2 separate regions of the Homo sapiens genome follow, and region 2 is linked to region 1. A link is a contact called in ENCODE Hi-C or POLR2A ChIA-PET data. All regions are on one chromosome and are shown on one strand. Each heading gives the region's core, a stretch centred on a gene start or an enhancer-like site at or near the end of the contact. The rest is flanking DNA. Distances are from core to core; before and after follow the strand shown. Region 1 overlaps NTM (neurotrimin). Region 2 overlaps NTM (neurotrimin).

Region 1 (5,470 bases), core at 1,770-4,269:
TTCTTCTTTTTGAAAAGGCCTCTTTTTTTGGAAGTCAAGTCACCACACCATTTAGATTCCCCATACTTCTGGACAGCATCTTCCCAAGTGCTTTCCCCAACTTGTGGTCAACCCTGTCTTATACCTCATCTCGATCTCTGTCAATCAACACTATTCACCCCTCAAGACACGCTTCGACTGACTGCCCCCGCAACCCTTCCATGGAGTCCTGTCTTTTGGTCGTCCCAGTGAGAAGGGATCTCTCTCTTCTGAATGCCTGTAATGTTTTGTGTCTCCTATAGCACATTGAACACACTGCCTTCTGATATAGTTGGGTGTCAACATATGGTATCCTCCCTACAAGGGATTAGCTTGTTTCTAAGACCTTAGTCTTTTTATTAGACCAATTTACTTGATAGATGAAAAGACTCATAGAAGTCATCTAAATCAATGTGCCCATGTTGTAGATGAGGAAATGAGCCCTAGAGAGCTGACATAGTCTAAACAAATTCGCACATTCTCCTCTCGCTAGGCTAGAGGAGAGCTGGAATTCATTTGCACCCTGAAATCAGGGACGTGCTTGCCCAGAATGAGGACAGAAAAGGTTGAAGGAATGAATGATTCTGACAAATCCCCTAGACCTGCCATCCCACTGTCAAAAGTGGTTCTGCCAGAGACACAGACAATGAGTAGGGGATCCTCAAGTCAACCTCATCCCAGAGATAACCATCTCACTTAGCATGCGTCCGGGTGGCACCATCAGCAGCACACAGTATCTGTTCCCATCCAAAGAGCTTTTCACGAGGAGCTCGTTCTGAGCTTCTTGATAAGCAACTGGGTAGTGGTGCTATTTTTAATCAGCTGACCAGGGATGAAAGTTGTTCAGAGAATTCTGCTTTCATACATTAGAAAAAAAACCCAGAAAATCAATCTAGCACTAATAAAAGATGATTGAAAATTGCTAATACCAACCAATTGTGAAACTTTGCCTTACAAAAAAGGAGAGCGCTCATGAGTTTCCTCGTCTCCTCTACTGTAAACAACGCACAGGGCTCAGCTCCTACCACTGTCTCCCCCTGCACTCAGCAGGCTGCTGGTGGTTATTACAGGAGGCTGCCTTACCATTAGCACAGCAATGCCAATTAATTGCAGTCATGAGCAGACTTCACATTTAAGGAACCTCACAGCCTGAGCCCTAGCAGCATTTGTAGATTCAGAATGTGTTTAGAAAGCTCTGTTTCCAGGGGGTATGGTGTGTGTCTCTACAAAGAGGGGAAGTCTCTGAGGGTCAGGGGTGAGGTGGATATGTGTGTGTGTGTGTGAGAGAGAGAGAGAGACAGAGAGAGAGAGAGAGAGAGACAGAGAGAGAGAGAGAGAGGGAGAGAGAGGGCCTGTGTGTGCTGTGCATATTTCTGCTATCTTAAAGTAGCCAGGTGCCTTCCTTTGGAGCAGAGAATTGGGTCAGGGAGGAGTGCACTGCTGGAGAGATGAGCTTTGGGTGGGCTGAGAAGGAGGAGTCTCTGTGAACAAGAGAAATGAGACTTTGAATACAAGGGATTTGGGAAAGGAGCTAAATGCATGCCTAAGTAGGAAGTTTCTGAAGGTGGAGGGAGAGGGTTCCTGCAGAGACATCCATCTTTGGTTTTGGAAACAATTTATCATGCAAAAGAGGGATGCTACTGATCCCTCATGCAAAAGAGGGGCGCTACAGTGCTCCATGCCTCTTGGGTTCCTGTACTTTCCTTCCCCCAGTTTCTTCATGAAAACCTCAGATGTGCCTCTCTTTGCACTTCCCACTCTGTTGTTCGTATTCTCTCCTTTCTCTCTATTTGTAAGTGACAGGCGGTGAGGACAAAGTCCCTACTCCTTACTAGGCAAACAGGCTCCACTGAGTCTGTTGTTTAGAACCTTGTGGAAGTCCTGAAACAAACCCTAAAAGGAGCACTGTTTTCCCTTGAGGACCTTCTAATGTATTTTTTTTTAAAGGCCCACACACTGGGCCGTCAAAGTCACATGCAATATGACAAAGTGGGTAATTATGTTTTGCTTAGCACACATCAAAGGAACAAATGGCTGGAGAGTGGTGTGTGCTGTGCACTCAGGCGTGATGTGTGAGGCCAGCCTGGCTGGGGGTATGGGCTGGGGTGTGGCCATCAGAGCCCAGGCTGGCCCTCTGGTCCCCTACCTTAAAAGGAAGGAGGCTGTGAGACTTACTTCAATCTGGGAGCTGAAGTGGAATCTGCCTGGCCTGTATCTTATGCTCCTTTGTTTGGTTTGCATGGAAACCTGTGTTTATGGGGAAACTCCAGGCCTGCTTGCTACAGACAGATGTTTCTGATCTCTGTCCCTTATCATGTTAAGAATGTTCCTTTTGGGAGATGAACCATCATTTTATTTTCTCTTGCACTGGTGCAGGAGATGGAAATAAATTACCAACACTTCCTAAAATCCGGACGCTCCCTTTGGAAGTGGGTGACTCCAAGCAGCCTTTGACAAGGGACTCATTTAGCACTCAATGCTGCTGCAGCTCAATGAAAAGAGAGGCTGCACCGAAGGTACAAATTATGTCCACGGTCCTTGTCACTGGTAAAATAAAAAAAAAAAAAATAAAGAGGAATAAAGCTAGATTCTATGTCGCCGATGCCGAGACCAGGCTCCTCTTTAAATGCAGGAGGTCTTCATCTCATCTCCCCTTCCCTCTACCTACCCCACAGGCTGGAAAAACTTGTCACTTTAAAATTTAATTATATAAAATCCTGCTCCCTTTACCCCCTGTGGATGAGCAATTGTTCTGCTATTTCTATAAGACGCCACAGGAAATATGAAAATAGGAGGCAGGATTTGGAGCAAGACTGTTCCTGAATGCCTGTGGTTAGCAGCGTCAGAGATGGCTGTGAGGATTTTACATCTGCGACAAGGAAGTGGAAGGAGGAGGGAGAAAGAGTGGGAAGGCAGGTACCACAAGAGACCTGTCTCGGGATGCTGCAGTGACCTTTGACCTGAAGGAACCAAACCTGGGGCTGAACCGAAAGGAGAACAGCCCTCACCTGTGCCAAGCTCACTTCCTAAGGCAGGAGATCCGGGCTGGCAGATGGGTCAAAATGAGTCATGAGCTGGAGGGGAATGAACGACGCATTTCTCCGCAGTGTGAAATGCCCTCTCCAAAACAGGCCGGGTGGTATCCATGGTCTCATTCATTCTTTTTTTGTTTTTTTGAGATCGAGTCTCACTCTGTCGCCGAGGCTGGAGTGTAGTGGTGCAATCTCAGCTCACTGCAACCTCCACCTCCCGGGTTCAAGCGATTCTCCTGCCTCAGCCTCCCGAGTAGCTGAAACCACAGGCGCACGCCACCATGCTTGGCTAAGTTTTGTATTTTTAGTAGAGACAGGGTTTCACCATATTAATCAGGCTGGTCTCGAAGTCCTAATTTCAGGTTATCCACCCAGCTTGGCCTCGTAAAATATTCTTTAACCAAATATTTTACTGGAAAGCAGTTTTGAGTAGCAACTCAAAGTATAGGCACTGAAGCCAGAAGCTGAGATTTCAATCATGGCTCCTTCACTTACTAAAGGGATTAATGTGGCAAGTTACTCTCTTCTTGCCTTGGTTTTCTCATCTGTAAACTGAAGATGACAATAATAGTACCTTCTTCATATAAAGTGCCTAGAACAGTGCTATCATAATCATCTGATAAGCCACCACAATATAGCAAATACTGAACTAGATACAAGGACAACAGTGCAGTAGGAGGTCCTGTGCTTGCATTCTGGTGGCTCATAACTTAATGGGGAAGATAGATGTGTATACACATTACCTACAGTGCGATGGGAGCAAAGAGAGTGGCATCTAACAAGTCTGAAATTTTGAAGATGAGTCCATCTAAGGATCAAAGGATTTGGGAACACTTAGCAGAAGAGATGGATCTGTAGTTTTTTTAGAATTGGTAGGAAGTTACCAATTGGAGAGCGGAATCAGATAATTTGTAGCACACAACAGAAAGAACAAAGAAGCTGAGGTTTAAGGCATCTTGGCCTGTTTGGTAAGACACAGTGAAAAGTGACTTGTGCCTGAAGAATGGCAGGAGAAGAAGCCAGAAAGAAGCCCACAAGGCTCGCTAGACAGTTTGGGTTTCATTGTGTTAGAAATCAGGATTCACTGAATTTCCTGTTTTGTTTTTGTTTTTGTTCCCAGGCACTCAGTCTTTTCATTTTCTTCAGCTTTATTGAGATATAATTGACAAATAAAACTGTATATATTCAAGGTGTACAACATGATGTTTTGATGTAAGTATGCATTGTGAAGTGATTGCCACAATTAAGCTAATTAACATATCCATCACATCACATAGTTACCTCTTTTTGGTGTGTGTGACAAAAATACTTACAATCTAATCTGTTAGAACATTTCAAGTGTACAATACATTGTTATCAACTGTAGTCATCATGCTGTACGTTACTTCTCCAGAACTTATTCATCAGGGGCTTTAGAGCTATACTGATGGGGGTTTTACCAGCTGCCTATTTGACCTTAGACAAGGTGTAAAATGAGAATGGTAGTGCTCGCTTGCGGAGCTACTATGAGGATTAAATGAGACAATGCACAGAACAGTGCCTAACGCACAGTAGGCACTCTATCAATGAGAGGTCTTAGTATCATCCCAGCGGGACAGATAAAGACCAGCAAGCCCTTCCTCAGGGATGTATGGAGACACAGCGTCCCTTCCTCCCTGCTAAAAAGCACAGAAACATCGTTAGCAAAGCTTGGCTCTGTCATCTTACCAGGGTAATGGTCAGAGCTTTGTAGGAAAGCTCCCTCAAGCTCCCTGGCCTCTGCAGGGATCTCACCTGAATCTCTAGTGTAGCCCTGCACCTGGGAAACAGAAGGAGACACAAGCAAACAGCAATCCCTGCCGAGTTAGCAAGACAGCAGCCACCAAATGGACAGTTTACTCTATAAACACAAGAGGCGTGCCTCAGACCCAGTTAGAAGGGATCTTTTTAGAGGTAGAGTGCAAATATGAGCAAAAGTGACTCAACTCAGGACTGGATAATGAACTGCTGCCCCAGCAAAACCATTGCATCCCCAGGTGGGGAACGGGGAAGAGGCTCCCAAGCCAAGGCAGTCTCCTCCACAGCCTGCCTGGGCAGAGAATTTCATTGAGGAGGATGAAGCCACAGGAATTAGAGACAGCCAGGAGGTCCAAGGCCCTTCCATTGCCAGTGGGAGTGTGGGGGCTTGGTTTTATTAAATAGAAGCTGGTGGTTTTCATGGCGTGAACCATTACAAACAGATGCATGGCAGGGAAGGATGGCTAGAAAGCATTTAACCAGGACAGAGTGAACTGGACAGGATTAAATCAAACTCAGGCACTGGCTTCACTGAGCCTTGCTTGTGCCTGGCTTGCCCTCAGAGAACGGCAAGGTTGAAACTGTACTGGTTGGCAGGGCTGGTGGGGAAGAGAGGGGTCTCTTGGGAAAACTAGGAGATTGAA
Region 2 (5,470 bases), core at 1,099-3,598, 170 kb before region 1:
ACCATTTGTAGACATGTAAAATCAAAAAAGATTAATCACACTATATGAAGCAGGAAATACACTGATTTCTGAATCATTCTGCAAACTCAGGTCTAGACCCTCATGAAAAGATAACACAAGCAGAGCCTGCAACCGCACAGAGATTGCAAATCCTAAAGAAACTCCAGGTAGTATACTATTTCTGTGACTGCAAGTCAAAGTCTGTGTTTGATTTTCTATGAGTGGTTTCCACCAATAACATGTGACAGAGTCGAAAGTTTTTTGCATGGCTCCATATTTCTGTATTTATTGTGCGTGTTTACCAACAGCAAAATGTTATTTACAACCTCCTTTCATCAGCGGAGGACAGCAGTTCCAATATTCCAGTTTCTCTCACTGCTATGTTCCATTAAATGTGGATACAACCTCTGTTCATAGCGCAGTAACAATCAAAATTTAGGAAGACTTTACTCTAGGGCAGACTTGCTTTAAAAAAAAGTATTTTGGAGGATAATGTCTCCTTGTCTTCAGCCTCGAATGCACCAGGTAAACGGAGCACCCCTTGCCTACACAATTTCATTGCCCGTTCCCTAAACAGGAAAGAGACTTGTAATAAGACACTTAAGTGTTGAAAGAATCTAGAACGAAGCCCAGGGGGTGGATGTATTGTAACTTTGGGAAGACGTATAATGCCAAAGTGTGGTCTTCGTGTTGAGGCAGCACGCCTGGGTTTTGGCCTGAAGAGGCAGTTCTGCCACTCAACCTGGGGCCTATGTCTCATGTGGAGGGAAGAATCCCCTCCTGGATGCACACTGCTTGAGATATGAGCTTGTCTAGAGGAAGCTGGGGGATCCTGGAGAGCTACAGGTATCTAGAGGACAGGAGGGTCTCTAATCTGGAAGAAATAGGCACCTCCCTCAAAAGGCTGCAGGAGGGACTCCAGAGAACCCATTGCAGGAGGGGAGTCCATGAGGCACTGTGTAGCTTGGTGTGTGGCTGAGGAATGGAGCTGGGAATCAGTGGGGAAAGAACTGAATAACAAATTTGGGAATCCTTGACATAAATACCCTGAAGAAACAAACCAGGCTCTGAGGCTGATGCAGAGCTCGTGGCAGGGGGTGATGGGGGGTGGTGTGGGGCGGGGGAGGATTCGAAGGGCTCTCAAGTGGAGTCCATGGGAACTGGTCACAAAGCACCTACCCCAGTGCATACTTGGATGTTTGGTTTGGGGTAGACATCAGCTTGGCTTGAGTAGTGAGGTTCTGTTTCTCAATTTATAGGACTGCTAACCTAGGATCTGAACTTGAGTTCAGCCGGTACCACACACTTACTGGGAAAGTCACTTGACGGGTTTAGGGTCAGTTTCTTCATTTCAAAATACAAAGAATGTGTCAATCGGTCAACAGACAGTCCCTAAGGCCTCGCCCTGCTCTCTAGTTCTATGACTTGAGGAAAGGTAAACACCTGAAGCACTGTTACTTGGAGGCAGCAAATGCGTCTCTACATTTCATCTTCCTTTGTGGAGGCCAGACTCTCAGAGGCGGCCCTGAGCTGGGCTGGCCATGAGGAGAGGAGGGTGAGGAGGATCCAGGTTGTTGGGCTGCTGAACCACCTGGCCCGTGAATCCCATGTGTCCGACAAGCTCCTCTCTACAAAGAGGCAAGTGTTAGACTAGGGTGAGGGGACAACCAAAAGGGAAGGTGGAGGCCCAGAGGCTGCTTCTAGGCTATGAGGAAGAAGGGATGGTCAAGGCAGGAATGGAAGAAGGGAGAAAGCACCAGAGTGGGGTTTCTTTTCTGTCTATATTGGTTTTTTAAGCTAGAAAGGATAATCTTAAAACTTTTGTGAAAGGAGTTCTTAAACAGAGTTTGCACGCTTGATACCACCAGCACACTGAATTCCCTCTCACTCCTCCTCTACTTCACATTTTCACAATATCTATCACACACATTGTGGGAAACATTGGCTTAATTTCATTCAATATAGAGCAAGTACCCACTGTGCACCCTGCTTCCTACGTTTGAAATGCACAGGTTGTGCATCTACAACAAGGTTCAAACAAGAGGATTCAGGCCCTGGGCTGTGATCCTATTGGTTTCGTGATGTTCTGGAAGTCAGTATGTCTCAGACTCAGCGAAGAAGGCAACTTCCTGTTTTAGGTGGCTTGCTAAATAAAATCTTCTCTTCCTTTCTGAACTCCCTGCCCCAGCCAAACCCACACAAAATAAGGGAAGAGAAACATACTAAGAATAGGAACTTGAATAATCCCTGAAAGATAGCAAGCAGAGAGAACCAACCATGGCAAGTGCCCATGTCAAGAGGGGGATGAAAGTCTCGAGATGGTTGGAAGCAACACAGCATTAGTCATCTCATTGCAGTGGGAGAAGTCAGAAAGGCTAAATCTCTACACCAAACAGAAAGACATGGAGTGCATGGCTTAAGGCTAGGAAGGAGACTTAATCCGCTTCGCAGGGCAGAGTTCTCAAGGCAGGTGACATTGGGAGGATCAAGGACTCACCACAGCCAGGACCAGAGCACTGCCCCATAGCACATTCCACGCCTTCCCCATTTTTACCGAAACCAGCACACATTCCAGCAGCAGCACCTCCCGCCCACTTCCTCCATCAGAATGCAAGGACAGGCAACAAGCAGACAAATGGTCATTCAGCGTTACAGAGATGGGTTCAATCCAGAATCACCAAACATTTCACAAAGAACGCCACCATGAACATCAAATAAAGAAACAAAATAAAAGAGGCTCAACAGACAGAACAACTCAAATCAGAGGGATCAGAGCTAACAGGGAAAGGAGAATAGGACTGTATATGTAGGTTTCATGTCCACAGAGAGATAAAAAAATATTTCAGTCATGAACAAGGCTAGGAGTTATGAGACAAGCACAGACTTGTGAAAAAGGACCCAAGTAGAGATCTTGGAAATGAGAAGCCACTGGGCAATGGTCTTAGGTCAAAATGATCACAAAATGAGGTAGAGGAAGCTGATGAGGCACAAACAAACCAAAAAACAACCAACAGCGCCAGTGAGAGAAGTCCCCAGCTGCAGGATATTTTGAGTAAGGGAAAGAAAGATGTTGAGAAAAAAACACGCGGAGTCTAGGCCCACTTCAAAATCCAACTAAGATGTTTCTTTAGGGTCTACTATGTTTGTGTGATTCCCCTCACAAATTAAGCATCTGCAGTGTCCCCTCCAGAGACCATGAAGGAGAAGACAGGATTCAAGAGAAAACACTAAGGATGCAGAAGTACAGAGGAAAGGAAGGGGCAGCACAGCTCAGAGGAACATGAAGTGTTTGGCGAAAGGGGACTCGTGGTGGACACTCATGTTGGGAGGAGTAGGAAAAATTGCAAGTATTTATTTTCAAAGATGTTTTCTTAAAAACTAGGCAACTGAAAGGACATTACTACAATTCTTGAAAATATAAACACACAGCTGAATCTGTTTGACAAAGTAGGACAAGAAAATCAGGGAAGAAGTTTTTGCACTACCACATCACATTGCTAAAACATGCCTGAGAGTGAAAACGAACTAGATTTATATCTGCATTTCTAGAAACCTAAAAAAAAAAAATCCAAAATACACCGTATATTTTAGACTTAATCTCTGACAATATTTACTGCATTGTGTCTGTTCTCTTTCTTTTCTTTTTTCTTTTCCTTTACAGCTGAGCACACAATCAGATAGCTCAAGTATGATAAGCACCCGATTGAGGCTAAACATTTGCTCTTTTTTGCACGCCAAATGATTTCCATCTTTGCCTCAATTGTGTTAAGTTTATGAAACCTATGTTTTTTATCACTGGTATCAGCACTTTCATTTTTCTGTGGGGGAAGAATGCAGTGAAGTATTCAAACAATCGTACTAACACTGCTATACGACAAAGCAGGCGGCGCCCCTGGAACCAAGAAGCTGTCTGGTGGGCAGCACAGCTGGTGGTGACTCATTCATCAAGGCGACACACAAGGCTAGGCTTGGCATTTGCAAAGTGGTTTCCGTGGAGTGCACTGGGGGATTTGTGGACTGTGCAAGAGTTGAACATACAAAGGTTGAGGATCATCTCTGTGGGTGTAAGAATTTGGCTAACAGTGAAATAGGGGCAGGCTAAATGAAGAAATGACAGAGTTTGACAATGTAACAAACTGTCAGGCAAGGTGGGTTGAGAAGAGCAAGAAAAGACAGAAGCATAATTTTAGTGTTCAAAGATATAAGATTCCCTGAGTCCAAGAGAGTCTGATTCTCCTTGTCTCTCCATTCATTGATTAATTCATTCATTGACGTATTCATTCATGTATTCATTGCCTCATCCTAAATATCAAAGATTACCTCCTATATGCATTATTAATCTCTGCCTTCAGGGAGCTTACATTTTAGTGGGGAAGATGAAATATCAGGTGATATGGCAGATGATCTATGCTAGGAGCTATCAAGCTATTTTTAGGTATTGGACATCTCTCTGCCAATGAACTGCTACATTGAAAATTTATCAATGTATACAAGTGGAGCTGCTATTTTGGGGATAGGGGATGACGTGTAGGAACTCAGAATGTAGTCTTGCTCTCTTTCTCATAGCCATTCTCTCTCTCTCCTCCCTTCACCCTCCTTCTCTCTTCCCTTTTTAAATCATCAAAGTTTGGAATACAAGTATACTACAGTCATGGTTTGGTATTTACTGAATAAAAATAAACACTTTTAATTCTTAATTTTACAATGGGAGGAGTTTATCATTTCCAATTAATCTGCCTACTGCAAAAATGAATTATTCCTCAATTGAAACCTGCTCATGAGAATTTCCCACTGTCCCACACCTCATACTTTTCTACCTGAACACACAGCTGCCTTCCTCCTCAGGAACCATGGAAAACTTGGAATATTCTAACGTAGAACTACAGTGAGGAGTGGCATTTATCCAGCAGCTTCTGAGTGCCGAGTTCTGTGCTAGATGCTTAAAACAGGTCATCTCATATGATCTTCACTTACAAGCCTGCCAAGGACAGATTATAAGAGAACTGTGTGGAGACAGAAGCTCAGAGAGGCACAGGGCCCAAGGCCACCCAATTCCTGAAAGAGACGGGATTCAAACCCACATCCTCCTAGGTCTTATGTGCACACTACCACTGCCTCCTGGCCTTTGTACTGCTTTGATGGTTCTCTCTCTCTCTCTCTGTCTCTCTCTCTCACTCTCGCTCTCTCTCTCTCTCACACACACATGCACACGCACACACACCTCTTTGCTTGGAAATACCCTCTCCTGATGTTAAGCACTTTCAAAATGCACGTTTACTGTCTCCTCCTCCCTGCCTGTCGTCCCAGGCTGCAGCTGCCACTCCTGATGCCACAGGGTTAATGTGCCAAAAAGCTGTTTTTCCTCTACTCTAATAAACATGTTTCTATTCATTTGCAAGTTGGTGTGTTTGTTTATTTGATGGGCTCATACTATTTGAGTATGCCCAGATAATGTGTTAACCCCTCTGAC

What was found. A loop is a pair of places that touch in the nucleus more often than their neighbours do. ChIA-PET counts read pairs that join two places held with the same protein, here RNA polymerase II (POLR2A). Pooled maps may share reads with other maps.
Region 2: a map of IMR-90 shows a loop between it and region 1 (2.1-fold over the local background). The contact joins two enhancer-like sites. A Hi-C loop is called at or near these places in 2 of 168 maps with a recorded cell type or tissue (IMR-90 and PC-3) and 1 of 50 pooled maps. POLR2A ChIA-PET finds 5 or more read pairs at or near these places in 2 of 52 experiments (AG04450 and H1).

The regions. Positions count from the first base shown.
Region 1 is chr11:131,886,025-131,891,494 of GRCh38, reverse strand. The region is part of intron 1 of NTM (neurotrimin); the gene reads right to left. All of the region lies in intron 1 of NTM-AS3 (NTM antisense RNA 3), which reads left to right. Among named protein-coding and RNA genes, the nearest start is that of NTM-AS3, 8.6 kb to the left of the region's middle. RefSeq lists an enhancer at 1,749-2,642. Within about 2 kb of position 3,019, at least 7 of the 41 ENCODE cell types and tissues checked have a DNase peak (open chromatin) inside an H3K27ac peak, as active enhancers do; they include IMR-90, where a contact is called at or near this core.
Region 2 is chr11:132,055,374-132,060,843 of GRCh38, reverse strand. All of the region lies in intron 2 of NTM (neurotrimin), which reads right to left. Among named protein-coding and RNA genes, the nearest start is that of NTM-AS3, 160 kb to the right of the region's middle. Within about 2 kb of position 2,348, at least 6 of the 41 ENCODE cell types and tissues checked have a DNase peak (open chromatin) inside an H3K27ac peak, as active enhancers do; they include IMR-90, where a contact is called at or near this core.